Linked DNA regions of Homo sapiens: all the other regions are linked to region 3. The links are chromatin loops, found by intact Hi-C in ENCODE. Cell type or tissue: endothelial cell of umbilical vein. All regions are shown on one strand. Each heading gives the region's core, and the rest is flanking DNA. Links, peaks and the distances in the headings are about the cores only.

The links. A loop is a pair of places that touch in the nucleus more often than their neighbours do. Peaks named below come from ENCODE experiments on the same cell type or tissue, not always from the same donor. Only the 100,000 strongest peaks of a DNase experiment are listed, where the experiment ranks them.
Region 1: a loop joins it to region 3, with 5 times the contacts of the local background. A loop is called at or near these places in 4 of 110 quality-filtered maps.
Region 2: a loop joins it to region 3, with 18 times the contacts of the local background. A loop is called at or near these places in 82 of 110 quality-filtered maps.
Region 4: a loop joins it to region 3, with 5 times the contacts of the local background. A loop is called at or near these places in 5 of 110 quality-filtered maps.

What each region holds. Positions count from the first base shown.
Region 1 is chr10:114,691,368-114,699,402 of GRCh38, forward strand. It overlaps a transcript of ABLIM1 not described here. Among named protein-coding and RNA genes, the nearest start is that of ABLIM1, 37 kb to the left of the region's middle. In endothelial cell of umbilical vein, for the core only: a CTCF peak has its summit at 3,551 (motif pointing left); DNase peaks (open chromatin) are centred at 3,524 and 5,854; H3K27ac peaks cover 411 bases.
Region 2 is chr10:114,872,700-114,880,734 of GRCh38, forward strand. It overlaps a transcript of FHIP2A not described here. Among named protein-coding and RNA genes, the nearest start is that of FHIP2A, 55 kb to the left of the region's middle. In endothelial cell of umbilical vein, for the core only: CTCF peaks have their summits at 2,462 and 4,532 (motif pointing right); a DNase peak (open chromatin) is centred at 4,552.
Region 3 is chr10:115,126,165-115,134,199 of GRCh38, forward strand. ATRNL1 (attractin like 1) reads left to right here. Exons shown (of 29, transcript NM_207303.4): 4 at 1,429-1,557; 5 at 3,163-3,371. Among named protein-coding and RNA genes, the nearest start is that of ATRNL1, 37 kb to the left of the region's middle. In endothelial cell of umbilical vein, for the core only: no CTCF peak of the experiment used is centred there; a DNase peak (open chromatin) is centred at 3,807.
Region 4 is chr10:114,782,564-114,790,598 of GRCh38, forward strand. It overlaps a transcript of ABLIM1 not described here. Among named protein-coding and RNA genes, the nearest start is that of FHIP2A, 35 kb to the right of the region's middle. In endothelial cell of umbilical vein, for the core only: a CTCF peak has its summit at 4,069 (motif pointing left); a DNase peak (open chromatin) is centred at 4,058.

The DNA of each region.
Region 1 (8,035 bases), core at 1,409-6,408, 430 kb before region 3:
GGTATCCATAAAACAGTTTTTACATTTGCATACACAGCTAAGAAGTTGCAGTGATGGACTTTCTATGTCTCTCTCCTCTCCCTTTTATCCATTTCGTTCTGCCTCTCACTCCCTCCCAGTCTGCTATGTTAGAGAGGATTAAAATGCATGCTGTATTCCCTGCAAAAACAACAGGCATTTCTCTTTGGTGACTCATTTGATGCAAATAAGTTGCAGGAATCAGGGGATTCCACTCTTGGTGCCTTTGAAAAAGTTGTAATGATAAAGTCTAAAAGGAAACAAATTACTGCAGAACAAGGAGATTCTATGTTCTTTCATTGTAAACAGATGAAGCATTGGGTTAAATCATAATGACTTACTTTAGTGTGGATTTTTTATAACTTCCACATTCATTACCATTTTCATTTGGCACATGAGTGATACATGACCACAGCAATTGCAAAATATTCCACACATAGCTTCACCCCCAGAGAATGAAAGAGGATATTTATCAACTGTGCTATACCCAGAAGGCTACATTTAATACAGATTTTTGCTGTTGTGAAAGGGTAGGAAAACAGAATAAACACCTAGAAGACACATACCTGCCCAAGAAATGTTACTACATCATTGTCTCTCTCCTGCACTGTTCACTCAGTGTGTATTACTTCTAAGCTGTTCCACCACCTTCTCCATGGAAGCTTCATTCAAAGTCAGTGGGAAGAGAAAATATGCCATATTCTACTAAGAATAAGAATGCTACTCCAGATCATTGACTTCAATTCAGCTCTCCAGTTTAATTTGGGAGACTTCAAATTTATTTAACATTCTGTATTACCCTCTCTAGTTAACAATTCTGCTGACAGTAAGACATTCATACCCAGTCACCAATGAAAGCAAGCATTTTATTGATGGTCTCAAGTGAACTAATTATTCCAAAGACTTTCAAAAAGACTTTCAAAGATTTCAAAGATTTCTGAAACTCTTCATGTCTTGTGTCTGCCTCCTTTCAACTTTTGTCTCTTCCAAGATTATTGCGTCAGCAAAGGAAGATAGGCTAGTCTGCTCAATACACATCACAACATTATAGAGCTTGTCAAAAACAAACAAACAAACAAAACCTTTCTACTCTGTTCCTTGCAATGATCTTCCATATTTCCCCAAAAAACCTTTCCCCCCATCATCTCCAAAACAAGAAACTTCCAGTCACAAAAGTCTAAATTCAAAAGGATAAAGTATTTTTAATAATAGAGTAAAAAAACGGGTCAGGAGTGGTGGCTCATGGCTGTAATCCCAGCACTTTGGGAGGCCAAGGCGGGCAGATCACAAGGTCAAGAGTTTGAGACCAGCCTGGCCAATATGGTGAAACCTCGTCTCTACTAAAAATAAAAAAATTAGCCGGGCGTGGTGGCGGGTACCTGTAGTCCCAGCTATTCAGGAGGCTGAGGCAGGAGAATTGCTTGAACCCGGGAGACAGAGATTGCAGTGAGCTGAGGTGGTGCCACTGCATTCCTGCCTGGGCAACAGAGCAAGACTCCATCTCACACACACACAAAAAAAATGCATTTAAACCTTGCAAAATAAATAAGTCAACACCAAGGACACCTTGCTGAATCATTTTAGGGTTTATAATAACCAGCCACTGGAGTTAGAAACAAAACTGCCTTTAGCAAATACTCCTCCCTAACACTGGCTTTCTGAAACCCCATGTTTTATTCCTTTGAGTGCACAGGCACAGTGTGGAGGCTAAAGGGAGGCTTCCTATTATCTAGGCCAGCTGTTTTCTAGCTAACAGAAGAAGGAGGCTGTGTTGGGATCGGTGAGGGATGCAGCGCGGGGAAGGCAGAGAGTTGGTTCTGGGTCCGACTTCCACCAAAGAAAATTCAGCTCTTATGCTTTATTTTCTGGGCTTCCAGGTGAGCCTTCATCTGAAGAAAGGGTTCCATAGCTAAAAATAAACACACATGTTGAAAAATCCCCAACCTACCCAATCCTTTCATTTTAAAAAGGAGGAAAATGAAGGCCTGTGAGTGTAAGTGACTACAGCAAGTGAGAGAATGAGTAGCCAAGGCAGGAGTGGACCAGCCACAGGCTCTGAGCAACATGCTCTCATGCGTGCACTCTCTCCAGATCGCCAAGTACATTGCCCCTACAGGACGTGTCCCTGTCATCCATCATAGGGTTCAGGTCTATCCCCTGCAGCTCTTCCTCGCACAGCGCACAGCCATATAAGCGCAGGCTTGCAGGTAGGGTGTTGTTGCTGATATAATTTTAAGCGTTTTTTCTTTCTTTCTTTTTATTTCTTTTTTTTTTTCTTTCAGAAACAGGGTCTTGCTCTGTCACTCAGGCTGGAGTGCAGTTGCATGATCATAGCTCACTGTAACCTTGAACTCCCAGGCTCAAGTGATCCTCCCACCTCAGCCTCCCAAACAGCTAGGACACAGGCACATGCTACCATGCCTGGCTGATTTTAAAAAAACTTTTTTTTTTTTTTTTGTAGAGATTGGGTTATTGCTGTGTTGCTCAGGCTGGTCTCGAGCTCCTGGCCTCAAGCCATCCTCCCGCCTTGCCCTCCCAAAGTGCTGGGATTACAGGCATCAGCCACCATGCCCAGTCTATTTTAATCATTTTTAAAGTACTAGACACAGAGGCCACAGGCAGAATAGTAGCAAAAGCCCTGCCTATGTAAGATGAAAAATAAAAATATTCTGAAGTTTTCAGAAGTCAGTACTCCAGAAGTAAATCAATAGAAAATAATATTCGGTTGATAAAAATTGAATTTATACTCAAATTGTGAAAGAAGCAGGTGGAAAGGATGTGAACACACCCTACAGGATCTGTCTGCTGGCTGTGACCTTCATTCTTACAGCCTTCACTCATAAGGTAGCAAACCACAGCTGAGCTGTGTGGGTTCTGGCCCGGGTGCCACTCTGAGAAAACATCACGGACTTCCTAGACTCTGCAGTCACTTGGGGTTGCATTCTGGATGAATGCCACAGTTGCTGGCTCCTGGAAGGGAGGCTCTACATTTTCTAAAATGTGACAAAAACCTAAAGGGGCATAACAAAAACTGGTAAGGGGGGTGCACTATGCCAGCTATCCCTGGGGATTCTCATTTACAAAAGGGCTCCTTTAAATAAACTCTTAAAATAGTCCTGGTTTACCACTCACTAGTTGGGTGATTTAGCAAGTTATTTTATCTATACGTATCTCCATATTCTCACCTGTAAGATGGGGATAATTATGATACCTACCTCATGGGATGTTGTGAAAATTTAAGGAAACAGTTCCTGATTCCTGACAAATATTAGTCATTATTGTTATTATTCTTTAAACAAGAAAAAAAAAGACATTAAGTACTAAATAGAGAGGCCAGGGGCAGGAAAGTAGCAAGAGCTGGGGAATTTGACATGAAAAGTCAAAATGAAATGTTTCTGAAGCTTAATGTAAGTTGATAGACAATAATAATTGGTTGATAAAAAGTGGAACTTACAGATTGGGATCATAGCTAGCTCTACCATCTTCTCTGGGACCTCGCCGCTCAAAACCCGGACATTGAGCCGCAGCAGCGCCCTCACCTGGGAACTTCTTAGAAATGCAGAATGTCAGCACCCAACCCGGACTCTCCAGGTACTGAATCAGAATTCGCATTTCAACAAGATTTCCGGGGAATTTATGTGCATGTTACAGTTAGAGGAAGCCTGCTTGATGGTATGTACTGAGAGTTTAGCATGTAGGTCAAAGGAACAAGACCTCATTCTCTAGTTACATCTCCATACATTATCCTAAATCTTACACTGCTTTCCATTAGCTAAATGGTCAACTAACCATCTGTTAAGCAGATGCCCCTTTAAGGGACAGCATAATACTTAAGTATCTAAAGCAACTAACTCACCTTTTGTTAGTAATTTCAATAATTTTAAAATATCATCATCAAGTGCTAACATTTATAGAGCCCTTAAAACATGCAGGAATCAACATAAGGTGCTCTCCATATGTTCTCATTTAATACTCACACCCCCCACTGGAGTAACCATTACTATCCCCATTTTATAGAGGAGAGAACTGAGGCTCAGAGAGGCTACATCATTTTCTCAAGACCAAATTAAATGGGGGAAAGAAGGCCTTTTTGAAATCCATTCTCTTTCTACAAATTCAAACCCCACTCCCACAACATCAAAATAATGTATCTGTGCACTGGGGAGCAGCAATAATTATCCCCCTTTTCAGATAAGGAAAACTGAGACACAGAGAGCCAATGAATTATACAAAGTCACTGACCTGAAACTTAGGTTAGAACTGGGTCCATTACAATTCAACAACTTTTTCAAATTAAAGAATTCTGCTGCTAGAAATGGCAATGATAATGCAATGGCATTGGAGACAATGCCATGGCATTTTATTTCTGTTGGAAATAAAACACATCCAACAGAAAGAAGGATTTCCATGTATGAAGCTTTGTACAACCAAACCAAGGCACCTCAAATTTTGATCTCTGATCGTAAGAGATTATGAGGATGTCAGTTTCTTTGGGAAAACAGAGTTTCCAGACTCTTATTGCCATCGCCCCATCAATGTGGCAACTGATGCTTATCCACACATCTCAGCTAGCATCCTACATGACATTACTTCTGCATGCCTGTGAAATTCTCCTAACTACAGCCTCCCTGATTTCCTCACTAGGTCTTTACCCAAGTTTGATATCCAAATAGTTTAGAACTTGGCAAGATGAGTCAAAAATCTTTCCTTGATAGCCCCAGTGTCTATGGAAAATCAGAGACACAGGTTTTAGGATCCAGTGATGAGGGCTCCTTGCCCAGGCTCCACCCAGGGAATGCCTCCCTCCTCCATCCCTGGAGAGGGCAGCAGGGAACAAAGCAGGATTTCTTGGCTAAAAATGCTATATTAGTTGCTAAGATGACAACAACAAAATACCACAGGCTATAGAAGTCCAAGACCAAAATGATGGCAGGTTTTGTTTCTTCTAAGCCCTCTCTTCTTGCTTGCAGATGACAGCCCTCTTGCTGTGACCTCACATGGATGAGCTTCATTGCACAGATGTGTCTGGTCTCTCTGTCTCTGTGCCCAGATTTCCTCTTCTTATAAGGACACCATTTGATATGGTTTGGCTGTGTTCCCACCCAAATCTCATCTTGAATTGTAGCTCCCATAATTCTCATGTGTTGTGGGAGGGACACAGTGGGAAATAATTGAATCATGGGGCAGTTTCCCCCATACTGTTCTCATGGTAGTGAATAAGTCTCATGGGATCTGATGGTTTTATAAGGGGTTTCTCCTTTTGCTTGGCTCTCATTCTCTCTTGCCTGCCACCATGTAAGACATGCCTTTCACCTTCTGCCATGATTGTGAGGCCTCCCCAGTCACATGGAACTGTGAGTCCATTAAACCTCTTTTCCTTTATAAATTACCCAGTCTCGGGTATGTCTTTATCAGCAGTGTGAAAATGAACTAATATACCATTCATACTGGATTAGGCTATTTTAACTACATTACCTCTTTATAGAGCCTGTCTCCAAATATAGGCACATCCTGAGATACTGGGAGTTAGGGCTGCAACATAGAAATTTGGAGGAGACATAATTCAACTCATAACAGATGCTGAATGGATCACTAAGTCCTAGGGCTATGCTGAGGCCTTCTGGTCCATTCTGGGTTCAATAAGAACTAGAATTCACAGTAATCTGAATCTCTCGGCCTCATGACTCAGGGCACTCTGGGGGAGGAAGGAAGAGAACAAAATTCCAGGTCAGACACAAAACACGCCCCTTCCCTTCTCATTTCTGCTCCATGGGATCAGAGAAAAACAATTCTCAGCCTCACTGTCCACCAACCCAACCCACCTTCCTTCCCACACTCCGCTCATCACAGCTTAAGTAAGGCCACTCTGGTTTTTTGAGAATTTAAGTGGCACTCATAAAACAGTCTGAGTCAGAGACACAACCAGTTACTCAAAAGTACAAACTAAAGAACTCAGATCTGGCAGCCTGCAAGGCTTCTCCTGCCCTGGGGCAAGTGGTGATCAGCCCTCAGGAGCTGGCACGCGGTTTTCGAAGCAGCTGATCTGCCCAGCAGTAGGGGCTGGGGACCAGAGCCAGCCTCCGGGCCAGCCCACTCAGCCCGGGGCAGTGGCACCGTAAATGCCAGCGAGTAGGAGGGAGGAAAACCTGCACAGCGTGAACCTGTCAGGAGGTGCTCACTTCACACAGGGTGTGTGCCAATGGCTTCTAAAAACAAATTAGGTATTTGGGGTTTATAGGTATCCAAATCATGACACAATAGAAACAGAACAAGAGTGATATTTGCTGTTAAAAAGAAAACCTATGCCCATCAATAAATCCATTAACTTAGATAGCCCTAATTTTCAATTTTAGTAATCCAGCTATTCCTCATATCATCAAGTTTTAAGCTTGGTTCTCAAAACCTTCTCATATTAATATAAAATTATATCATCTTCCTTAGGGTTTTAAAAGATCATTTTGCCATTTCATTTGGTATGTGATAAATAAGTGCTTTAAAGTAATGATTTTAAATCAATATATTATTGAATATACTGAAGATTACATTTTAGAGATCTCTTGTGGTTGCAAACTAATACAACTATAGAGGAAAATTACACCAGCAAAAAGACAGGAGGAAACATTAATCCCCCACATAGAAATCTCTGTATTAATCCCCCTATTAGTTAATTAACATATACCAAAAAAAAGAATCACTAAGACATTTAAGGAAAACAAAAGCACAAAATTGGACCAAGATGAATACACAAACACATGATTCTAGAGAAAATAGATAATTTAAGCAACAGAAGAAAAGAACTAAATAAAAATTCAAATTGATATCCTCTAAGGCATTTGAGAACAAACTGTATCCATGAAGCTAATCTGGGAAAAAATTAAAAGAGCAATCACAGAAAAAGAGAGTTTACAGAAATAAAAAAATAACAATTATGAAAATAAAAAGAAATGCAACAGACAGGCTAGAAAACAAAATGTCAAGAAACCCTCCCATAAAGTAGAGCAAAATAAAGGAGATTAAAAATGTAAAAAAAAAAAAAAAGAATTAAGAGATATGGAAGAGGTCCAATATCTATTGAATAGGAGTTCCAAAAAGAGAGGACAAAGAAAGTAAAGGAGAGAAACTGAAAAAAACAGAATTCTCCAGTCCTGAAGGAAGACACAAGTTTCAGAATGAAAGAACAAACTAAGTGCTGGACAGGATGAAGAAAAATGACAAAATAGCTAGACATACACTGGTGTAATTTTAGAACTCTGAACATACAGAGAACACCCTAAAAGCTATCAGATACCAGTTCAGGTTACCAAGAAGGGAAAAGGACTCAGACTACCATGAGGCTTGGCAGTCACTGTGAAGTCAGAAGAAAACAATTCAGCATGTGGAGAAAATAAGAAATTTTCAGACAGGGAAGGATTCCACTTACCTCTTATGCACCCTTACTGAAAAAAATTACTTGAAGACTGACTCACACAGGAGAAAAAACTAATTCCCAAAAAGAAAACTGCAGATTCCAAGAAAATGTGGAATTCATTTAGAAATAAAATGGGATTAGGGGGAATCCCACAGTGACAGCTATATAACAGATCTAGAAGCCAGTGAGTCCAAATTAGAAGATAGAGTCTCCAAGAAAACATCTTCAAGAAAGTAGATTTCATTCAACAAGTTATGATTCAGAGCCTGGACGATCTTAGTAATGCTATTAATAAATTCATTTTGCTTAGCAAAAAAAAAAAAAAAAGAATTGGAATTAAAAGCTTTATGTAAATTAAAAATCTGTATAAAAAACCATAATCTAAATATGAAGCAAACTAAAGAGTCATAAAATTTTGAGAAAAAAAAAGGAGGTTGTTGGAAAAGGGCCCTTGGATGATGCTTTAATAATGCTTAAACATGTACTTTGAGCAAGACAGATTTAATGCTCAGAATAATTCCTTCTCTAAGGGTCCAGTCACAGTGTCTGCTTCTGCAGTGAAGAATATTTGCATAATTTTAATGTTACAGATAATTTATATTGGTTTTC
Region 2 (8,035 bases), core at 1,581-6,580, 250 kb before region 3:
GGCACTTGATTCCATAGGCATTTCATCTCAATCAATCACTGGTGACAACTTAATCACTATGCCTCCAAATGCAATGGAGTACTAGCATAGCAATTCCCATTGAAAAGATCTCAGCCCAGCATTTAAAACCAAGCAATGATCAAATCAACCTCCAAATCCCCATCCCTGAGGGTCTATTTCCTGGTACCAAGCACTGTAACAGGCACAGCTCAGTTTGGAAAACAGAAACCACACAAGGTACTTCAACAGAGGAAATTTATACAGGGAATTGGGTGTTGGGGGGTGGAATAGCAAAGGAGGAACATTACTGTAATACAGGGCTAAAAATAGCAGGAAGCAGCACCACCTCTAAAGCTGGAGGATTCAAAGGAAAGGAGTTGAGATGATCAGAACCTAGAAGGTTAGGGGATGGGCCCTGCAGGGCTGGTGTTCAGACCTCTGAGGAGTGGTTGCTATTAGGCTTTCTGCAGTGTCTGCAGCTGTTCTTAAGAGTTTCCATATATTTTTGTTGATTTTGGCAGTTTTGAGGAGTATTGGTTGGGTATTTTGTAGGATGCCCTCTATTGGAATTAGTCTGATGTTTTCCTCATGATTAGACTGGGATTGTGGATGTTACAGAGGAGGAATACAGAGATAAAGTGTGATTTTAGTCATATCTTATCAAGAGTACACACTGTCAGCATGATGTTGGGCTTGATCCCCTGGCTGAAATAGTATTTGTCAAGTTTCTCCACTGTAAAGTTATTCTTTCCCTCCCATTTCCATACTGTATTCTCGGGAAGCAAAGTCACCGTAGATAGCTCACACTTCAGAAGTGTAGAGTTAATACTGTATCTTCTTGAGGGTAGAGTATCTGCAAAAAACTGTTTGGAATTATTCTGCAAGGAAGATTTGTGTCCCAAACCCTTTATTTATCCAATCATTTATATCAATACAAACTCATGGATATTTATCTTATACTTTGGGTTATAATCTAATACTATTTCATTGGTTTTGTTGCTCAAATTGTTCCAGCTTTGGCCTTTGGGAACAGTTTCAGTTGGTTCCTGTGTCTCTTTAACATACCCCCATCAATATATGGGTGTTTTGTTTGTTTCTTTTTGTTTTTTAGTACTTCCTTACTTTTGGAGATTACAAAATACTCCCAGCTCATCTCATATGTTTCCTGCCCCAGTCCTAGGATCAGCCATTTCTCCAAGATACATCAGAGTCTTTTAAAACACTGAGTTATTTAGGAATATTCAGGAGGGGGAAAAAAAAAAACAACCCTAAGTTCTGTAGCACTGCATTGACTTGGCATGGTGCTTTGGGTCCAGATAGCCGAGGAAAGGGTATTGGACTAGACACGTGGTATTTATAAAGCCTTTCAACCTAAGCACTCTGAAGACAGGGTAGAGGACATGGATATGCTAACAAAACCATCCAGAATGAGTGACTGAGTGGGAAGCACAGCTGAACTTGTTTGGAGACAAGAGTGTCTATGTTAGCAGAAGGGAAACTTTCATAGTCATCAATATCATACACTTTAACACAGCCACACAAAAGATTTCTACTTTAGATCTTTAATTTTTTTTCCCAAAGGAATCACATCCTAACAGGTTAAAGAAGTTATTCAAAATACAGCTATACACCTGTGCCCCATTACTTATAGCACACTAGGAATGATTACTTTTTACAAATCCTGTAATTAGCTAGTAACTAGCACAATTATATTGCATTATCTCTTTTGTGCTAAAAATATTAACTTGCTAATGATGAGCATTTACAAATGAACTACAAATTGTATAACCTATTTTAGTATTTTTTCGTTTTTCTTTTTGGAGATGGAGTTTCGCTGTTGTTGCCCAAGCTGGAGTGCAGTGGCACAATCTTGGCTCAGTGCAACCTCCGCCTCCCGGGTTCAAGCGATTCTTCTGTCTCTGCCTCCTGAGCAGCTGGGATTACAGGCGCGTGCCACCATGCCCCGCTAATTTTTTGTGTTTTTAGTAGAAATGGGGTTTCACCATGTTAGCCAGGCTGGTCTCGAACTCCTGACCTCAGGAGATCCGCCCGCCTCTGCCTCCCAAAGTTCTGGGATTACAGGCATGAGCCATCGCGCCCGGCCGGAATTTTTTCATTTTAAAATTACTAGGAGACTCAAAAAGCAGAGGTGACTCAGGCCTCTCTAGGCCACAGAGGCCCTTGGATATAGATTTCTCCTTTCTTCTGACAGAAGCGGTTAGCTTAAATCTGTACAGATGAGAACACAATTATTGTAACACAGGAAAACCCACGTTGGTTTTGTACATTCGTGTTTGCTCTGTAAAGGGCAGCGCTCGTGCATCTTCAGCTGTATCTTGAAAGCTTTCCTGTTTCCGAAGCTTGCTTGCATTAAACATGAGGCGCCGCTAAGTGCTGTTGCCACCAGGGACTGCAGGCCGCTCTGCAGCCCTGGATGGGCTCAGTTCCGAGGGAAGGAAGGCGGCCGGCGGAGGCAGTGCTGTGCTGCAGAAGGACTGCTGTGCTGCGGAAGGACTGCTGTGGATTCTGACTGCAGACGGGTCTGATTTGGATGTTTTTTATTACTTAAGCGATTGATCGTTTCTCCTTGCCATCCTGTGAGGAGTGAGGGCATGCCTTGGATCTGTGAGGGAGGAGAAAACCCCTTTTCTAAGAAAGGGGAAGTGAAGAAAGAAGAAGCAAGGATGGTGGAGAAGTAAGAAAGGAACATGGGACCGGGCGCAGTGGCTCATGCCTGTAATCCCAGCACTTTGGCAGGCTGGGGAAGGGTGGATCACCTGAGGTCAGGAGTTCAAGATCAGCCTAGCCAACATGGTGAAACCCTGTCTCTAAAAAAAAATACAAAAGATAGCTGGGCATGATGGCGGGTGCCTGTATTCCCAGCTACTCAGGAGGCTGAGACAGGAGGATGGTGTGAACCCAGGAGCGGAGGTTTCAGTGAGCCAAGATTGCGCCATTGCACTCAAGCCTGGCAATTGAGCGAGACTCTGTCGAAAGAAAAAAAGAAAGAAAGAGAGAGAAAGAAAGAAAGAGAGAGAAAGAAAGAAAGAAAGAGAAAGAAAGAAAGAGAAAAGAGAGAGAGAAAGAAATAGAAAGAAAAAGAACAGAAAGAAAGGAAAGAAGGTAGGAAGGTAAGAGAGAAAGAAAGAAAGAAAAAGAAAGAAAGAAAGAGAAAGAAAGAAAAGAAAGAGAGAGAAAGAAATAAAGAAAGAGAAAGAAAGAAAGAAAGAAAGAGAAAGAAAAAGAACAGAAAGAAAGGAAAGAAGGTAGGAAGGTAAGAGAGAAAGAAAGAAAGAAAAAGAAAGAGAAAGAAAGAAAAAGAAAGAAAAGCTCTAGAAGGAAGAAAGGAGCCTGAGGGGAAAGACTGAGGAGGAAGCAGAAGAGACCCGGGGCCCCCACCCTCCCGCTCACCAGCGCTTTGCCTTGGTGGCTCTGACTCCCCCCTGTCTGGTGGCTGGTCATGCCTCCTCTCCCCTCTCTACCTTCTCTTCCTTCCTACGTTCCCACCTGACTCCAACCCTTTCCTCAGGGAGAACAGAAGGTCCCCAAGGAGCGCTGTGGACCAGGCATGCAGGTCCACGTCATCTCTGGTCCTGCTCCGACCTTTGGCACTGAGCCTCCTAATGCAGGATTTGGCTTGTTCCTGTGACAGCTCCCCCTCATCGCCCGCAACAGGGTACTGCAGTCCAGACTCCATCACTGCTCAGCTCTGGTGCTTTAGGCACCCCACATCACCTCCCCGAGCCTCAGTTTCCTTATCTGTAAAATGGGGATGGTACCAACTACCACAGAGGGTTGTTGTAAGGACTGAACGAGGGCACAGGCCTCCTTCCACACCTGCTACCAAGTAGGTACTGGATGCACGGCAGGCCCTGCCACTGCTTCTCAGAACCCTCTCGGGTTCCTAGGCCTCTTGAACCACAATTGATAGGAATGGGACCTGCCGGGAGCTTTCTGGACAAGCTTCCCAGGGGGCTCAGATGGACTCTCAAGCATTATTTCCAGAGATGAGTCTCTTCTCACCTGCCAGCTCCTGGGGCCAGGGCTCAGCACGGCCCCCTGGTCCTGTCTACTCTGGTGAGACTTCTTCTCTGCTGCCCCTCCCCACAGTGCACCCCACTCGCCTCAGACTTCCGCCCCCGCACAAGGGAAGGGGCTAAACGGAATGTTCCAAATGTTTTGCTATGAATTTACACTCTCCCTCCCTCCTAAACCCTGTAACTATTGACATGTTTATTTATTTTTTCTGTTAAGTTACCGGAATAATTCTAGTTGTGCTCAGCCTTCCCAGTATTGAGCAATTCTGCAGCTTTTATCTGCAACTGTTACTCCTGACAGTTAAGAACACGTCTGAAGTTTTGTTCTGTTTATGCCTCCAAGCGTGTTGCCGACACATCCGGGCAAGGACAAACGTACAACGAACTCAAGGGAGCTTTCACAGGCTGGAACGGGCTCAGAGCACCCCTGTTCTTAGAGGAACAATCAATGGGAAGCAAAGGTGTACCCAGGCCTCTCAACAGTTCCCGAGTGCTGTCACTGGAGGGCGATGTCTCCAAACAGTCTCTTTCCCCACTGGGAACGGCGCCGCCCGAGGGTTCAGGTCAAGCACGAGTTTCCAAATTCATTCAATTAGTAGGGCAACTGGAACCCATGCAGCTCCTTCAGAAATCCCGCAAAATATGGATACGCTATTAAGCTGGAGACAACAAAATTACTCAATATAGAATTTTGCATTCAATCAATTATACTGTCAGTATAATTATATAATTATAATTATATATAAGTCTCAATCCTGGCTGAAGGATCGAATCACCTACAAAGGATTAAAAACCATAGCGGTTCGGGCCCCACAAAAGGCCAGTTAAATCTGGAATCTGGAAGATGGAGCAGGGGAATTTGTATATTTTTAAAGCTCCCCAGTGATTCTATTGTTCAGACTACAAAATTCTAATTGAGACATTGGTGGCAGGCACCAAGGGAAAATTTATGGGAGAAAATTTTAATTTTAGACAATTCTATCATGTTTTCTCCTGCAAACTGGTAGAACTGCTTAGCCTAGTTCTGCAAAGGATCAATGGTTGAGAATTTCTGCATGAAGTCATCTTGCGTCTGGAAGCCCATTTTCAAATAATAACACCCTTGGAGAGCTAGCAAGTTGTTAACACCCGTGTGTGAATTATTTTTATCAGATATCAAGGATAGCTAGGATTCTGAGAAAACTGAGACCAGAGAAGCAAAAATTTTTTAAAGGGAAGAGAGAAGAAAATCTACATTGGCTCCTTCCCCCTACTCCCACCTTCCCCCCAATATATAGACTTCTCTTTAACAGTCAGTATTAAAAACTAAAAGAAAATTATCTAGAATCCCTCTATTTCTATTCACATTTTTATGTATTTTCTTTCCAGTACTTCATGCATATATATTTTCTAATCTGTGAGGTCTACATAATTTTGTCTTATCCTTTTTACCTTAACATTATAAGATGACCATTTTCTTAGGGCTTAGAAAAAATTTTAGAAGCATTATGAATGGCTGCCTAGAATCACATTTTGTGAACATACTTCAAATCACAACTACAGTGGAACACGGAGGATCAGTTTCACGCCCACTGGCTAAGAACTCACTGAACTCCCTGGCCAAGCTTAAGTTGGGTGTCCTCACCTAGTCCAACCAACTGAGGCTGAGGATAAGAGGAGTGGGGGCAAAGTCACTCATAGAAGCTGCTGGAGCCCATTTTCATATCTTTGTGGATGGACAATGGGAATCAGGATAGATAAGTCCAGAAAAGAGAAGCCTTGGCTGGGCGCAGTGGCTCACTCCTGTAATCCCAGCACTTTGGGAGGCCGAGGTGGGTGGATCACCTGAGGTCAGGAGTTCAAGACCAGCCTGGCCAACATGGCGAAACCCCGTCTCTACTAAAAATACAAAAATTAGCCGGCCATAATGGCAGGTGCCTGTAATCCCAGCTACTTGGGAGGCTGAGGCAGACAGAAGTGCTTGAACCTGGGAGGCAGAGGTTGCAGTGAGCTGAGATTGTGCCACTGCACTCCAGCCTGGGTGACAGAGACTTCGCCTCAAAAAAAAAAAAAAAAAAAGAAAGAAAGAAAGAAAGAAAAGAAGCCTGGGCAGGTGGCTCATAGGTGTCCTCTACAATCTGTTCTTTCCTAACTCTTTCTTGGCTTTTGCATAGGACACACTATGTTACGAGCTATGTGGGGATCAGGGACAATACTCAAAGGAGCTAAGAATCCAAATGAGGAAACATAACATATATGAAATGAGAAGTTAAATAATAGTAATATTTGCTACATTTTTACAGAACAGCTATTATTATGTGCCAGGCTTATTATTTAATTTACTCTTCAGAATCATTCTATAAGCAAGCTACCAATATTCCATATTTATAGATAAGAAAACTGAGGCTGAGAGAAGTAAAGTCACATTTGTTAAAGGTAACCAGAATTTGAACTCAAGCAGCCAAAGCCCTCACTATTTCCACAGCACTGGGCAATCTCCCAAGACTGCATTGTGATCTGATCTTAATGGAGGAACAGACTCTCAGAAAATTGGGCATCATCTTACAGTGTCTCAAAACAAACAAACAAACAAAAATCCTGCAAATCCTTTAATCCCTATTTTACCTCCCTCCCTTGGGACATGGCTTAGGTAAGCTCCAAAATTAAGTTAGAGAAGGAAACAGATCTCATCTAAAAAATGCAATTATACCACAGCCAGATGAATAAATCCATATGAATACTGAAATACACACATACTCTGAGCACTAATACTTTTCAAGAAAGGTAATGATGCAGGAAAAAAATGTCTATGAAATAGAGCATTTTATAGAGTTCCCAAATTTCTGTCTGTTGAATCTCCCGGAAGTGGCATTCCCCTTTCTTGCAATAACAGACGATTGCTCAAATGCCTCATAAGAAGCGGTGGGCATCGTCAACTGGGGGGCTTTGGTTTTGCAGAGGGACGGGTTTACTTTTGTTTGTTTGTTTTGTTTTTCAGACAGGGTCTCGCTCTGTCACCCAGGCTGGAGTGCAGTGACCCCTGCTGATTGCCTGGCGTAATACAAGGCTGGACCTACAGGAAGACTGACTAGCTTCCTTCGAGCCAATATTCTTTTTTACTTTTTAGACACAGGAGGCTCTCGCGGTGTGCCCAGGCTGACTTGAGCTCCGAGGCTCAAGGGATTTTCCCACTTCAGCCTCCCAAATAGCTGGGACTGCAGGTGCACACCATCATGCCCAGCTATAAGCCAATATCTTTACATATGTATTCCACACTTATTTAGAGGGGTGACATCCGGCATTCAGTGGGGAAGACAATAGTGGTGCTCTAAGCCTTTCCTCTGTTGCCTGTAACCAATTAGCTCTTGCTCCAAACTCACACACTTCACTATACGATCACACAGTGCATGATTCAATTTACATGAAATGCCCAGAACAGACAAATCTATACAGACAGGAAGTAAACTTGGGCTTGCCTAAGGCTGGGGGTTGGAGGCGGGAGGATTGGGGTGATGGCTAAGGAGAGCAGTGCTTCTTTTGGCGATAATGAAAATGTTCTGAAATTATAGAGATGGAAGCACAGCTCCGTGAATATATTAAAAGCCATTGAACCATACACTTTAAATGGGTGAATTGTATAGTATGTGAATTACATCTTAATAAAACTGTTAAAAACCCTTCAGGCTGGGTGCAGGGGCTCATGCCTGTAATCCCAGCACTTTGGGAGGCCAAGGCAGGCAGATCGCATGAGGCCAGGAGTTGGAGACCAGCCTGGCCAATATGGTGAAACCCTGTCTCTAGTAAGATACAAAAAAATAGCCAGGTGTGATGGTGCACGCCTGTAATCCCAGCTACTCTGGTGGCTGAGGCAGGAGAATCACTTGAACCTGGCAGATGGAGGTTGCAGTGAGCCGAGATCACGCCACTGCACTCCAGCCTGGGCAACAGAGTGAGACTCCATGTCAACACACACACACACACACACACACACACACAGATTCCTGGGCCCCTTCCTAGGA
Region 3 (8,035 bases), core at 1,555-6,554:
CTCCTGCCTCAGCCTCCCGAGTAGCTGAGACTACAGGCATGCACCACCGTGCCCACCTGATTTTTTTGTATTTTTAGTAGAAATGGGGTTTCACTGTGTTGGCCAGGATGTTCCTGATCTCTTGACCTCGTTATCCGCCTGCCTCCACCTTCCAAAGTACTGGGATTACAGGCATGAGCCACTGCGCCTGGCCCAGACCTATTCTTTTTATCTTTTTCAGAGAGCGCTCAGAGACTAGCTGTATCTATTATAAAGACCTATTTTTAGTAATACTCACCTTTATATAATTTTATTACAATGAACAATATGTATGTATAACTTAAGACTGGTGTCATAGGGTTTGTATTGTTTTGAGAGTCTCATTTTAAAATCATTTGTTGCTTCACAAACATAACCTAGTAGATGTAATAATAATTACTAAAGCGTTAAATCAAGAGTTGATTACTTTTTAACTTGTTTGCATTTGAGAATGTATTTTCTAAATCAATTATTTGACTATAATATTTCATTTATGTGTCAAATATGATTTGAATGGGGGAATTCAGTTCTTAGTGGTACCTAAACATAATTTTAACTGTTTAAAGGAATTGACCGTGTCGAGTTATATAATTTGTTTGTTAGCAGCTTCTTTTCTTTCACCAATTGCATGTTTTCATAGATTTAGAGAGGTTAGAACATATAACTAAATGAAGATAGGTAATTTTCCTCATGAACAAGTATCCTTAAAAAGAAGTACAAGTTACCAGTTTAAAACTATTTTGTACATTTATATCTCCCCCACCCCAAGTTTTTGTTTGTGTGCTTATGGGCTTATGTGAGCAATATTCTGTCTTGGAATAGTTATATATTAATGCAATTTGCATAGATATGCAAAATTAGAAAAACATTAAAGTCTATATAGTTTTAAATTTTTTGAAGTAAATATTTTAAATCACCTAGATAAATGTATTGGAAATGTACAGCTATAACTAGAATGTAATTGTAATTGCTTAACTGATGTAGAGTGTCTTCCAGCTTCATCGGATTTTTAAACCAATCAGAATGAGTAAAGGTACAGGGTTTTATTAGAGTAGCAAGGTGACTTTAAGTGAAGTTTTATATGAATTAAGTGGAAGACTACCCTGTAGTATTATGACAGGATGGATAGCAGGACAAAAAGGAGAAATGAGACATTGCCTTACAAATAGTGATAAGAAAAAAAATGGGGTACAGTGGCATGAGAGTAGATTTTAGTGTATTGGCAGCAGTAGTAGAACTAATTTAGTGAGAAATGGATAGGGACTTCTTTTAGATGTATTCTCCTTTTAGTTGCCCATTCTGACGTACAAGCATTACTGATCCTGGTAAGAATATTTCTGAGTAAATTTTATGTGCTTAACAGTCTTATGTATATCTATACATACAATATTCAGTTTTGTTCTCTTTTAGTGGTTTGATAGTCCCTGAAATAAGGGGCAATGAAACTGTGCCTGAAGTTGTTACTACATCTGGCTATGCACTGTTACATTTTTTTAGTGATGCTGCGTATAATCTAACTGGTTTCAACATTTTCTATTCGTAAGTATTTTTTAAAAATTCCTTCTTTTAATGATTCTTGTAATTTAATGTAAAAGAGGTTTTTTTTGTTTATTTTTATTAATGTCTTGTATACCAGAAGCAGGCTACCGTGTTAAATTTCAAATTAGTAGGCAGGATCCCTTCTTAAGTGACATAAAATCTTAATAATATGCCACAAAACGTGATCTAAACCTATAAGTTTGGTTGAAAATTAATTATGAAATTGACAATTGTTTTTTGGCAAGTGATTAAGTAAACAAGTACTAGTGTAGCTTTACTGGTAGCAACAGATGTGGTGAGACTGCAGGGAGTTGTGAACTGCCTTTCAGTGCTCTAAGGTATATCACTTGTAATTTGAAGAGGATTATGGGAGCTAAGTTTTTGTAGTCCCTATTGCAGAGACTGTACTGAAAGCTATGCATACATTATGTCATTTAATTACCTTCAATTCTGTCAAGTGGGTATATTTCCCATTGACACATGAGGAAATTGTGGCTTAAGAGTTAAGTGGCTATACCACTATCTCCTCTAAAATAAGAAAAGTAATATTCATTGAGAATCTATTATATGCCTGATACTTTATATACATTTTTATATCTAGAAGACTGAGGGTGAAGTAATGAGAGATGCTTTCACAGGAATGGCTAGAGAGGAAGTCTATATATTATTTTTTTCTTTTCTTCAGAATGTAGAAATTGGTAACCAGAGAATTTTTCACCAGAAATATTATAAATATCCTTGAATCAGCAATTTATTATGGAATTTATTTATCCTACAACGTATCCAAGTATGTATGCAAGGGAGAACAAATATATAGTAGAATATAATCACATGGTGGCTCACGCCTGTAATCCCAGCACTTTGGGAGGCCGAGGCGGGCAGATCACGAGGTCAGGAGATCAAGACCATCTTGGCTAACACGGTGAAACCCTGTCTCTACTAAAAATACAAAAAAATTAGCCAGGCATGGTGGCGGGCGCCTGTAGTCCCAGCTACTCGGGAGGCTGAGGCAGGAGAATGGTGTGAACCTGGGAGGCGGAGCTTTCAGTGAGCCGAGATCGCACCACTGCATTCCAGCCTGGGCGACAGAGCGAGACTGTGTCTCAAAAAAAAAAAAAAAAAAGAGTCTTAAAGCTAAATATGATAAACATACCTTTTCTTCAATAACAGTGTATGGGTGATAGCATGCTCTTTTATATTATACAACCAAGTTATATCTTGACTTCTCATATAGTTTTGAATTTTCATGAATTTAATTTTTTTCTGTAAAATATACAATCAAAACATTGAGTACTTAAGTCTTTACAAAACATTTTGCCTGGAACCGTACAGATCCTGCAGATGTTGAGCATGTAGTCGTTAGACATTTGGAGTCTTGGTATCAAAGTAAATCTGTTGAATAAAATAAGACCAACTGCAAATAAATACTAACAATTTCATAAGAGTAAGAGGGTACAGAGTAAAGAATTAAAACTACATTGTGAAATTCTGTTACATTTATAAGCACATAGGACACAGTATAAAAATTATAAAGTTTATGATGTATCAACCAAAATTCTTTTTCAATTACCTTGAATCTGAATATATATGAATTATATTTTACAGAATCAATTCTTGTCCTAACAATTGCTCTGGTCATGGGAAGTGTACAACTAGTGTCTCTGTTCCAAGTCAAGTATATTGTGAATGTGATAAATACTGGAAGGGTGAAGCTTGTGATATTCCTTACTGTAAAGCCAATTGCGGCAGTCCAGATCACGGTTACTGTGACCTGACTGGAGAAAAATTATGTGTCTGCAATGATAGTTGGCAAGGTAAGCATGTGTGGTGTGATGGCTTTTGAAACATTGATTCATATATGTAATAGATTAATACAAATTCCACACGTTTGTTTCGTTATAGTTTGCACACCCAAGCCTTATATATTTACTTTTATTTTTAGAATGTTCAGATTAATAATCAACTTCTTAATAATTTTTTTGTCACAAATAGAATTAATTGGCAAAGATTTTGTCTCCATACTACTTTGAAGATCAAATGAAGTTATATATGAAACTGAATTGTTAGGTGTGTGATAATTATGGTCTTCTGTAATTTGTTGTTGAATCTCCCCAAATTTGGTGACTTCACTGAATTTAATGTGGTGCATTCAAATTTGATTTATAAGGGTAATATAAATAGTATACTACAAAAATAAATGTTCAAAGGGACTGCAGTATATGAAACTTATTTCTTAGGAAAGGCTGACATCTTGTGGCTATTTTAAAAAGAACTAGACTATTTTTAAAAGTATTTTAGCTGCCTATTGCAGAAGTCAGATACCTAGGAAAGAATTTCTAAGTAATTTTTATAAATATCTATCATCAAAGATTAAGTTTAGACTACAGTGAAGAATGTTGGCTTATTTATCTGTATATAAAATAATAAATATTGTCATTATGAAATTAAGAGATATGCTTATACATATACCTACCCACCTAGAGCTTACTTTTTGCTAGTTACATTTACCTATGAAGAGCTTCCTTTGTGCCAACATATTAATCCTGTTGAAATAGGGAAATTTGACTCAATAATTACATAACCTGAAGTACTTGATTATGTATTATTATAACACAGTGTAATAAATAGTAGCAATAGTTCCCAAGTTAAAAACCAAAGAGAACATACTCTTCATGAAGTTGTATTCATTATTCCTGAGATGACCTTTTCAAAAAAGTGTTGTTGGGTATGTTGAGTACTTACTTAGAGGAATTATTTTAGGCTTTGTGTAAATTATGCCTGTCTTAAGCTCATGTTAGCTCATTAAAAAATATTAGGTATGTCAACTGCACAAAAGATCTATGATTTCTTATTAAATCGAATTTGGTTACCAATTGCAATTATGTCAGATGCAAATTTCTAAATGTTTTGTAATTACAGGGACATGTATTTTAAGTGACTCTTTTAATCATTTATGACTTTTCTTCCCCCCAAAAGTGCCTTGAGATGTAATTTTATTTTCATTTCTGTCGTGAAACTAAAATAACTGTCTTTTCTATAGAGACAGTGGTGTATCCATATTATATTTGATTTAAGGCCTGAGAAATAGAAATATAGCTCATATACACAGTATTTTTCAAACTGGTCTTCAATTGCTATTAGTCTCCACCTCATTTCAGCAGTCTTAAAAGCAAATGAGGAATACATTTGTATAACATTCTCTGTGAACAACTCTGCCCCTTTTCTGTTTTTTACTTACTTTCATTAGTCCTTCTTTGAAATGCTTTATTTTGTGTAAGTCTTGTAATATAGATCTGATTCAAAGTATTAAGAATTTTTTTCTGGCCTTTGTTTTTTGGCCTTTTCATATCCTATTATTCTCATCTGTAATGTCCCAAATCATAAGAATTCCTGAATCTAATATGTCTATAAGCAAATGGAAATGAGGAAGCAAATACTGGGTATGTTCACTTTTAAAGCAAAGTTATATTATCAGTAGTCTAAGAACTACTTGTCTGTGTGTGTGTATGTGTGTGTGTATGCATATATACACATATATTTATAACTACATATATATTTTATATGGAGAATAGTGTGAAAGTGCTTTGTAAATTATAAAACGCAGAAATAAGACAATTTTATACCATTTTCTTAATAATTAAGGAAATGATTTCTGAATTGATATGTTTGAAGGAGGCCTTGTAAATGAGATAATATGGTGTTTTCAAGACAAATTATGTGCAGACTGGTTACTTTGTGCCTCAAACTGATCCTGATTCTGTATTTAAGGAAGCATAGCTCCAAAGAAGGTAGGATTGTGAGCAAACTCATTTAGGGGAAAATGATGTTTTTATTTCAGATATATATAGAATGGGAAGGAATCAGTGAGGTAAGAAGAGGAGATAGATTTGCTTCTAGGACAAATGGGGAATGATCAAAGAATGAGAGACATGTGAAAATGCGGACTGCCGAGGCAATCTTTATGAGGTTCAAAATCTGGTAGTTTTATACAAGGTGTTATTTGGAACTGGATTATTTAGGTTAGAGTAACAGATTGTTGTTACCTCCATTATATTTTATCCTTTGTTGTTGCTTGACTACTTATTCTGTTTGGCTGTATGCCTAATGTATATTTTTTAAAAATGAGTGTTACCCTCTAGAAACTTGGGTTTTATTAAGATAACACAGAGGAAAAACCTAGCTTTATATTAAGTCCTTTTTTTATTTTTATTTTTATTTTTTTATTATACTTTAAGTTCTAGGGCACATGTGCACAACGTGCAGGTTTGTTACATATGTATACATGTGCCATGTTGGGGTGCTGCACCCATTAACACGTCACTTACATTAGGTGTATCTCCTAATTCTATCCCTCCCCCCTCCCCACACCCCACAACAGGCCCCAGTGTGGGATGTTCCCCTTCCTGTGTCCAAGTGTTCTCATTGTTCAATTCCCACCTATAAGTGAGAACACGCGGTGTTTGGTTTTTTGTCCTTGCGATAGTTTGCTGAGAATGATGGTTTCCAGCGTCATCCATGTCCCTACAAAGGACATGAACTCATCATTTTTTATGGCTGTATAGTATTCCATGGTGTATTTGTGCCACATTTTCTTAATCCAGTCTATCATTGATGGACATTTGGGTTGGTTCCAAGTCTTTGCTATTGTGAATAGTGCCGCAATAAACATATGTGTGCATGTGTCTTTATAGCAGCATGATTTATAATCCTTTGGGTATATACCCAGTAATGGGATGGCTGGGTCAAATGGTATTTCTAGTTCTAGATCCTTGAGGAATTGCCACACTGTCTTCCACAATGGTTGAACTAGTTTACAGTCCCACCAACAGTGTAAAAGTGTTCCTATTTCTCCACATTCTCTCCAGCACCTGTTGTTTCCTGAGTTTTTAATGATCGCCATTCTAACTGGTGTGAGATGGTATCTCATTGTGGTTTTGATTTGCATTTCTCTGATGGCCAGTGATGATGAGCATTTTTTCATGTGTCTTTTGGCTGCATAAATGTCTTCTTTTGAGAAGTGTCTGTTCATATCCCTCACCCACTTTTTGATGGGGTTGTTTGATTTTTTCCTGTAAATTTGTTGGAGTTCTTTGTAGATTCTGGATATTAGCCCTTTGTCAGATGAGTAGATTGCAAAAATTTTCTCCCATTCTGTAGGTTGCGTTTTCACTCTGATGGTAGTTTCTTTTGCTGTGCAGAAGTTCTTTAGTTTAATTAGATCCCATTTGCCAATTTTGGCTTTTGTTGCCATTGCTTTTGGTGTTTTAGACATGAAGTCCTTGCCCATGCCTATGTCCTGAATGGTATTGCCTAGGTTTTCTTCTAGGGTTTTTATGGTTTTCAGTCCAACATTTAAGTCTTTAATTTATCTTGAATTATTTTTTGTATAAGATGTAAGGAAGAGATCTAGTTTCAGCCTTCTACATATGGCTAGCCAGTTTTCCCAGAACCATTTATTAAATAGGGAATCCTTTCCCCATTTCTTGTTTTTGTCAGGTTTGTCAAAGATCAGGTGGTTGTAGATGTGTGGTATTATTTCTGAGGGCTCTGTTCTGTTCCATTGGTCTATATCTCTGTTTTGATACCAGTACCATGCTGTTTTGGTTACTATAGCCTTGTAATATAGTTTGAAGTCGGGTAGCAAATGGAAAACAAAAAAAGCCTGAGGTTGCAATCCTAGTCTCTGATAAAACAGACTTTAAACCAACAAACATCAAAAGAGATAAAGAAGGCCATTACTTAATGGTAAAGGGATCAATTGAACAAGAAGAGCTGACTATCCTAAATATATATGCACCCAATACAGGAGCACCCAGATTCATAAAGCAAGTCCTTAGAGGCCCACAAAGAGACTTAGACTCCCACACAATAATAATGGGAGACTTTAACACCCCACTGTCAATATTAGACAGATCAATAGACAGAAGGTTAACAGCGATATCCAGGAATTGAACTCAGCTCTGCACCAAGCGGACCTAATAGACATCTACAGAACTCTCCACCCCAATTCGACAGAAGATACATTCTTCTCAGCACCACATTGCACTTATTCCAAAATTGACCACATAGTTGGAAGTAAAGCACTCCTCAGCAAATGTGAAAGAACAGAAGTTATAACAAGCTGTCTCTCAGACCACAGTGCAATCAAACTAGAACTCAGGATTAAGAAACTCACTCAAAACTGCTCAACTACATGGAAACTGAACAACTTGCTCCTGAATGACTACTGGGTACATAACGAAATGAAGGCAGAAATAAAGATGTTCTTGAAACCAATGAGAACAAAGACACACAATCTCTGGGACACATTCAAAGCATTGTGTAGAGGGAAATTTATAGCACTAAATGCCCACAACAGAAAGCAGGAAAGATCTAAAATTGACACCCTAACATCACAATTAAAAGAACTAGAGAAGCAAGAGCAAAAACATTCAAAAGCTAGCAGAAGACAAGAAATAACTAAGATCAGAGCAGAACT
Region 4 (8,035 bases), core at 1,105-6,104, 340 kb before region 3:
AGCAGAGACCAGTTCGAAAACCTGAAATTTGTTTTTTAAACTAAATGTAATGAAAGATCATTTAAAGACTTTAAGCAGACAAATGGTGTGATCTCCACATTTTATGATCAATTTTTACTGCTACATGGAGAATGGATTCGAGGGGAAGAAGAATTGAAGTTCAGAGATTAGTTTGGAGCTGTTACAGTAATTGGGCTGAAAGATGATGGTAGCCCAAAATGTGATGGGAATAAAGCTGAAGAAAAAAAATAAGAAGAATAAGATATTTTGGAGGTAGAATTGACAGGATTTGCCGATGGATTAGACATGAGGCTGAGGAATAGGGAAGAACCATGGATGATGCTTAGGTTTCCGGCTTCAGTGATCAAGTATATTGCAGTTCCGTTTCCTGAAATGGAGGATGCTGGGATGGGGAAGATAAGAAAGGGAAAGGTTTGGCCAGGCACGGTGGCTCACGCCTGTAATCCCAGAACTTTGGGAGGCCGAGGCAGATGGATCACTTGATGTCAGGTGTTCAAGACCAGCCTGGCCAACATAGTGAAACCCTGTCTCTACTACAAATACAAAAATTAGCTGGGTGTGGTGGTGGGTGCCTGTAATCCCAGCTACTTGGAAGGCTGAGGCAGGAGAATTGCTTGAACCTGGGAGGCAGAGGTTGCAGTGAGCCAAGATTGCACCCCAGCCTGGGCAACAGAGTGAGACTCCGTCTCAAAAATAAATAAATAAATAAATAAACATAAAAACTAAAAAAAATAAAAGAGAGAGAAAAAGAAAGGGAAAGGTTTTATGGAACTAAGTTTTGTCAGTGAGTTTGAGATGTCTGCTGTAAGATACCCAGTACAAGTTTAAATGAGTTGTTCCGTGTTTGAGTTTGAATCTTAGAGAGGTCTGGGCTACAGATACAAATCCAAAATTGATCCACATAGTGGTAGTATTTAAATCCATGGAAATTAGTGAGATCATTTATGGAGCTAGCGCATGAAAGGAAGAAGAAAAAGAAGAATGCTAACATGTAACGGTGGGATAGGGGAGTTAAGATAGAAAGAAAACCAGGAGTGGGTGGTATTGAATAAACAACAAAAATAGCATCTTGTGAAGGGAAAAGTGGTCACTTATCTCTCTCGGTGTGCAGGTAAATGTTTAGTATGTGGCTGTCAGGAAAAAAGGCCCTGATTTGTAGCATTTGCTGATTTTTGTGGTGTAAATACTGTCACTGTGGCTAATAATTTCAAGCTACCAACACTCCTTCACTGAACTTGGAAAGAAATGTTTGCAATAAGCTGTCCAGTATCACTCCTGCAGCGTGCCAGGGCAACACAGCTGCTGAGAGGGAGCATAAAATAAAGAAGGAAAATGTGCACTGAACTTGGCAACACGGAAGCTGTTAGTGACCTTCATGAGAGTCGTTTCTGGACAATGGGGACAGAAGCCAGATTGCAGTAGGTAGAGGAATGGAATGAGGGTAAGAAAGGACAATGCACACTTTTCTAAAGAAACGGATGGGCCGGGCGCAGTGGCTCACATCTGTAATCCCAGCACTTTGGGAGGCTGAGGGGGGCGGATCACAAGGTCAGGAGTTCTAGACAAGCCTGGCCAACATGGCAAAACCCCATCTCTACTAAAAATACAAAAATTAGCCAGGCTCGGTGGTGCGCACCTGTAGTCCCAGCTACTCCAGAGGCTGAGGCAGAAGAATTGCTTGAACCTGGGAGGCGGAAGTTGCAGTGAGCCGAGATCGTGCCACTGCACTCCAGCCTGGGCAACAGAGCAAGACTCTGTCTCAAAAAAAGAAAGAAAGAAAGAAAGAAAGAAAGAAATGGGCCGGGCATGGTAGCTCACGCCTGTAATCCTAGCACTTTGGGAGGCCAAGGTGGGTGGATCACTTGAGGTCAGGAGTTCAAAATCAGGCTGGTCAACATGGTGAAATCCCATCTCTACTACAAATACAAAAAAATGAGCTGGGCGTGGTGGCGGGCGCCTGTAATCCCAGCTATTCGGGAGGCTGAGGCAGGAGAATTGCTTGAACCCGGGAGGCAGAGGTTGCAGTGAGCTGAGATCCAGCCACTGCACTCCAGCCTGGGCAACAGAGGGAGACTCACCTCAAAAAAAAAAAAAAAAAAGAAAAAGAAAAAAAAAAAAAAATGGATGGTAGCTGGAGAAGGAAGACAAGTCAAAATTTGAAATAAACTCAGTGAGATTAAGAGGTTTACTGCAACGTGCACTGAATAAGTGGAGAGGGTAGAATCTGAACCCAGATTTGTTTGATTCCAAAACATATGCCTTATTATGACTTTCCTGGACCATAAAGGAAAAAAAATGTCATAAGCTACCTAAACATTGAATTGCAGATGATTTTTCTATTTACCCTTTTCTGTGTTTTCTAATTTTTTCATTGAGACTAATTTACTTTCATATTCATAAAATGATTAATAGATCTTATACTTGCAGAGTAAGTACCAGAATAGAGCAAAGTATAAGGAAACATTACTTAGTCAATTTCAAAAGAAATAGCATATTGCCAAACAGTGCCACCTCGTACAAAGTTTATTTTTCAGATTAATATTTAAACTTCCATCCTATTTTACAGTTTATAAATCAACACACATTAAAATATCTGTGAACTAAAACACCTAAAGGTGCTACCTTCGAAACTCATGTTCATAGATTCTAACTCCTAGGTGGCTTCTCAACATCAGATGTGGGAAGGCACTGTGTCCTGTGTTTTGTGTAGTACTGAGTACACTGTCACAGCTCAAAAGACAATGAATAATGGTATGAAGTGATGTAACTTTCTTTTAAAAGATTGAAGTCTCTTGTATTGAAATTCAAAAGGAATTATAGTTATTCTTTTTAGAATCCAGTATGTAATAATGGAATAAGTTACTTAAAGACTTTATTGGATCTCATGGGGATGTTTTTTTCCTTTGGCTTTGTAAGAAAACAAATCTGTGATAAGAATAGCATTCTTAGTATAATGGGTAGGGGGGCATGGGTGTAGATGAAATAGATAATTGAGGTCCTATTTTTACATAATTCTATATTATTCATGTATAAATACAACTATAAGGTTACAATTATCTTTTTGGATTATAATTTTATATTATTATAATAGTTTTGAGTGAATATAAAATCTCATACTAATGGAAACAGTTTTTGTTTGTTTGTTTGTTTTGTTTTTGTTTTGAGACCGATTCTCGCTCTGTTGCCCAGGCTAGAGTGCAGTGGCACGATCTCAGCTCACTGCAACCTCCACCTCTTGGGTTCAAGCCATTCTCCTGCCTCAGCTTTGCGAGTAGCTGGGATTACAGGTGCATGCCACCACACCCGGCTGATTTTTGTATTTTTAGTAGAGATGAGGTTTCACCGTGTTGGCCAGGCTGGACTTGAACTCCTAATCTCAGGTGATCCACCCGCCTTAGCCTCCCAAAGTGCTGGGATTACAGGCATGAGCCACCGCACCTGGCCAGAAATAGTTTTATAAGAGTATCAATATAATTATTTCTTTTTATTCTTAATACCTGCATCTAGCAGAATTACATTCAGTTTTTTAAAAGAGATTTATTGCTATTTGAAAAAGAGAGAAAAGTAAATTATTTGCAGATCATTTAATTGTCTACTGGAAAATCCAAGAGTATTTATGGTAATACTATTTGAACTAACAGAGTATGGTCTGAAACAAAAACATACAAAAATCAATAGCTACTTACACAGCAAAAGTAGTCTGTTAGAAAATATGAGGGGAAAAGACCCCATTTACAATATCATGAAAAGCTACAAAATACCTCAAAATATCCATAAAGTATAAAAGCACTGTACTTCACTAGAATGAGCTATCTAGATTTGAATATTCGATAGTAAGTTGTATAAAAGATGAGGACTGAATTATATTTAGTTTTGAGCACCTTCAAATTTATTTTTATTTTATGTAAACATTTATATAATTTTAAGAGCCTTATTAATAGATGGATTAAACAGTATTAAACTTGTACAGCACAATATTAAACACATTTGTCATAGGTCTCTTGAAATTATTTGATAAGACTGCCACCTACAGGTGGCAAGAAAAGCAGAGGGGCACTGAAATGTATTTACCACTGACCATGTATCATCATCAGGCATTACATTAAGAAATCTGGTTGGCCAGGCTGGTCTCCAGCTCCTAACCGCGAGTGATCCGCCAGCCTCCGCCTCCCGAGGTGCCGGGATTGCAGATGGAGTCTCCTTCACTCAGTGCTCAATGGTGCCCAGGCTGGAGTGCAGTGGCGTGATCTCGGCTCGCTACAACATCCACCTCCCAGCAGCCTGCCTTGGCCTCCCAAAGTGTGGAGATTGCAGCCTCTGCCCGGCGGCCACCCCGTCTGGGAAGTGAGGAGCGTCTCTGCCTGGCCGCCCATCGTCTGGGATGTGAGGAGCCCCTCTGCCTGGCTGCCCAGTCTGGAAAGTGAGGAGCGTCTCTGCCCAGCCGCCATCCCATCTAGGAAGTGAGGAGCGCCTCTTCCCTGCCGCCATCCCATCTAGGAAGTGAGGAGCGTCTCTGCCCGGCTGCCCATCGTCTGAGATGTGGGGAGCGCCTCTGCCCTGTCGCCCCGTCCGGGATGTGAGGAGCGTCTCTGCCCGGCCGCCCCGTCTGAGAAGTGAGGAGACCCTCTGCCTGGCAACCGCCCTGTCTGAGAAGCGAGGAGCCTCTCCGCCTGGCAACCGCCCTGTCTGAGAAGTGAGGAGCCTCTCTGCCCAGCAGCCGCCCCGTCTGAGAAGTGAGGAGCCCCTCCGCCCGGCAGCCACCCCGTCTGGGAAGTGAGGAGCGTCTCCACCCGGCAGCCACCCCGTCCGGGAGGGAGATGGGGGGGTCAGCCCCCCGCCCGGCCAGCCGCCCCATCCGGGAGGTGAGGGGCGCCTCTGCCCAGCCGCCCCTACTGGGAAGTGAGGAGCCCCTCTGCCCGGCCAGCCGCCCTGTCCGGGAGGGAGGTGTGGGGGTCAGCCCCCCGCCCGGCCAGCCACCCCGTCCGGGAGGGAGGTGGGGGGTCAGCCCCCCGCCCGGCCAGCCGCCCCGTCCGGGAGGTGAGGGGTGCCTCTGCCCGGCCGCCCCTACTGGGAAGTGAGGAGCCCCTCTGCCCGGCCAGCCACCCCGTCCGGGAGGGAGGTGGGGGGGTCAGCCCCCCGCCCGGCCAGCCGCCCCGTCCGGGAGGTGAGGGGAGCCTCTGCCCTGCCGCCCCTACTGGGAAGTGAGGAGCCCCTCTGCCCGGCCACGACCCCGTCTGGGAGGTTTACCCAACAGCTCATTGAGAACGGGCCATGATGACAATGGCAGTTTTGTGGAATAGAAAGGGGGGAAAGGTGGGGAAAAGATTGAGAAATCGGATGGTTGCCGTGTCTGTGTAGAAAGAGGTAGACATGGGAGACTTTTCATTTTGTTCTGTACTAAGAAAAATTCTTCTGCCTTGGGATCCTGTTGATCTGTGACCTTACCCCCAACCCTGTGCTCTCTGAAACATGTGCTGTGTCCACTCAGGGTTAAATGGATTAAGGGCGGTGCAAGATGTGCTTTGTTAAACAGACACTTGAAGGCAGCATGCTCGTTAAGAGTCATCACCACTCCCTAATCTCAAGTACCCAGGGACACAAACACTGCGGAAGGCTGCAGGGTCCTCTGCCTAGGAAAACCAGAGACCTTTGTTCACTTGTTTATCTGCTGACCTTCCCTCCACTATTGTCCTGTGACCCTGCCAAATCCCCCTCTGCGAGAAACACCCAAGAATGATCAATAAAAAAATAAAAAAAAAAAAAATAAATAAATAAATAAATAACTCAACCCAAGTTACACAGCTAGTAGCAGAGCTGTGAGTCAACTCCAAAAAAAAAAAAAAAGAAAGAAATCTAGTAGGGACTGGGCAAGGAGGCTCACGCCTGTAATCCCAGCACTTTTGGAAGCTGAGGGGGACGGATCACCTGAGGTCAGGAGTTTGAGACCAGCCTGACCAATATGGTGAAACCCCGTCTCTACTAAAAATACAAAAATTAGCTGGGCGTGGTGGCGTGTGCCTGTAATCCCAGCTACTACAAAGGCTGAGGCAGGAGAATCGCTAGAACCTGGGAGGTGGAGGTTGCAGTGAGCCGAGATTGCCCCACCGCACTCCAGCCTGGGTGACAGAGTGGGACTCCGTCTCAAAAAACAAACAAACAAACAAACAAAACAAAACAAAACCTCATAGGCTTGCCAGATAAAATACAGGAGGCTCACGTAAAGTTGAATTTCAGTTAACAACTAATACTTCTTAGGTAAGTATGTACCAAATATTGCATAGAATACACCAGTACCAAAAAATTATTCATTGTTTATCTGAAATTCAAATTTAACTGGGCATTCTGTAGTTTTATTTGCTAAATCTGGCAACCCTTAAAAATGAAGATAATGGCCAGGCACAGTGACTCATGCCTGTAATCCCAGCCCTTTGGGAGGCCGAGGTGGGCGGATCACGAGGTCAGGAGCTCAAAACCAGCCTGGTCAATATGGTGAAACCCCACCTCTACTAAAAATACAAAAATTAGCCGGGAGTGATGGCACGTGCCTGTAGTCCCAGCTACTTGGGAGGCTGAGGCAGAAGAATCGCTTGAACCTGGGAGATGGAGGTTGCAGTGAGCCGAGATCATACCACTGCACTCCAGCCTGGGCGACGGAACAAGACTCCGTCTCAAAAAAAATAAAAAAGAAGAGAAAAAAGAAAAAAATGCAGATAATGATGTTGACCATACTCTGCTAATTAAAACCTTTCGATGGTCTCTATGGCCTCAGGAGAGGGTCCAAGCATCTTAATAGGCATGTACGACCATTCATGTCTCTGCTACCATCTTGCTCCTTATTGCCTTAGTGTGAGCTTCCCATTGACATCAAAATCTTTTTTTATAACTTTTACTTTAGACTTGGGGTACATGTACAGGATTGTTACATAGGTAAACTCGTGAACTAATTTACACTCCCACCAGAAGTGTATAAATGTTCCCTTTTCTCTGCAACCTCATCAGCATCTGTTATTTTTTGACTTTTTAACAGCCATTCTGACTGGTGTGAGACGGTATCTCATTGTAGTTTTGATTTACATTGCTCCAATGATTAGTGATATTGAGCATTTTTTCATATGCTTGTTGGCCACATGTATATCTTCTTTTGAAAAGTGTCTGTCCATGTCCTATGCCCACTTTTTAATCGGGTTGTTTTTTGCATGTATATTTGTTTTTTTTTTTTTTTGGATACAGAGTCTCACTCTATCCCCCAGGCTGAAGTGCAGTGGCATGATGATCTCAGCTCATTGCAACCTTCACTTCCTGGGTTCAAGCGATTCTCCTGCCTCAGCCTCTGGAGTAGCTGGATTTACAGGTGCATGCCACCACGCCCAGCTAATTTTTGTATTTTTAGTAGAGATGGCGTTTCGCCATGTTGGCCAGGCTGGTCTAGAACTCCTGACTTCAGGCAATCCACCTGCCTTGGCCTCCCAAAGTGTGGGGATTACAGGCGTGAGCCACTGGCCCGGCCTCAAGTTTCTTGCATATTCTGGATATTTGACCTTTGTTAGATGTATAGTTTGCAAATATTTTCTACTAACATCAAAATCTTTCTTTTGCTTAGGTAGTTTGGCCTGGAATATAGAGGTTCCTATATGTCTATCTTTTAATATTGTTTAAGATAATTTTAATACCTAATCACATCTTCCCTTTGGAGTTTTAAAGTGAATGTCAAAATTATAAGAGCAGATTGTGATTAATTAATACATTACCTCAAGAAGAAAAAACTAGTGAGAACACACAACTTATATAAAAACATTATCTTTAAAAGACATTGGAAATTGTATTTCCTGTTTACTTTGTGTTCTTGTTTAAATGTCAAAGAGAGAAAAACCCTAGTGAATTTAAATTGTGTGTCTATGTGTTTCTTTGGCTATATAATTTTCAAGGCCCTATGGAATACAAAAATAAGAAGCGTCTTGCTCAAAAATTACTAAAAATTTCAACATGGTAACAGAACAGCATTAACCTAGGTGTG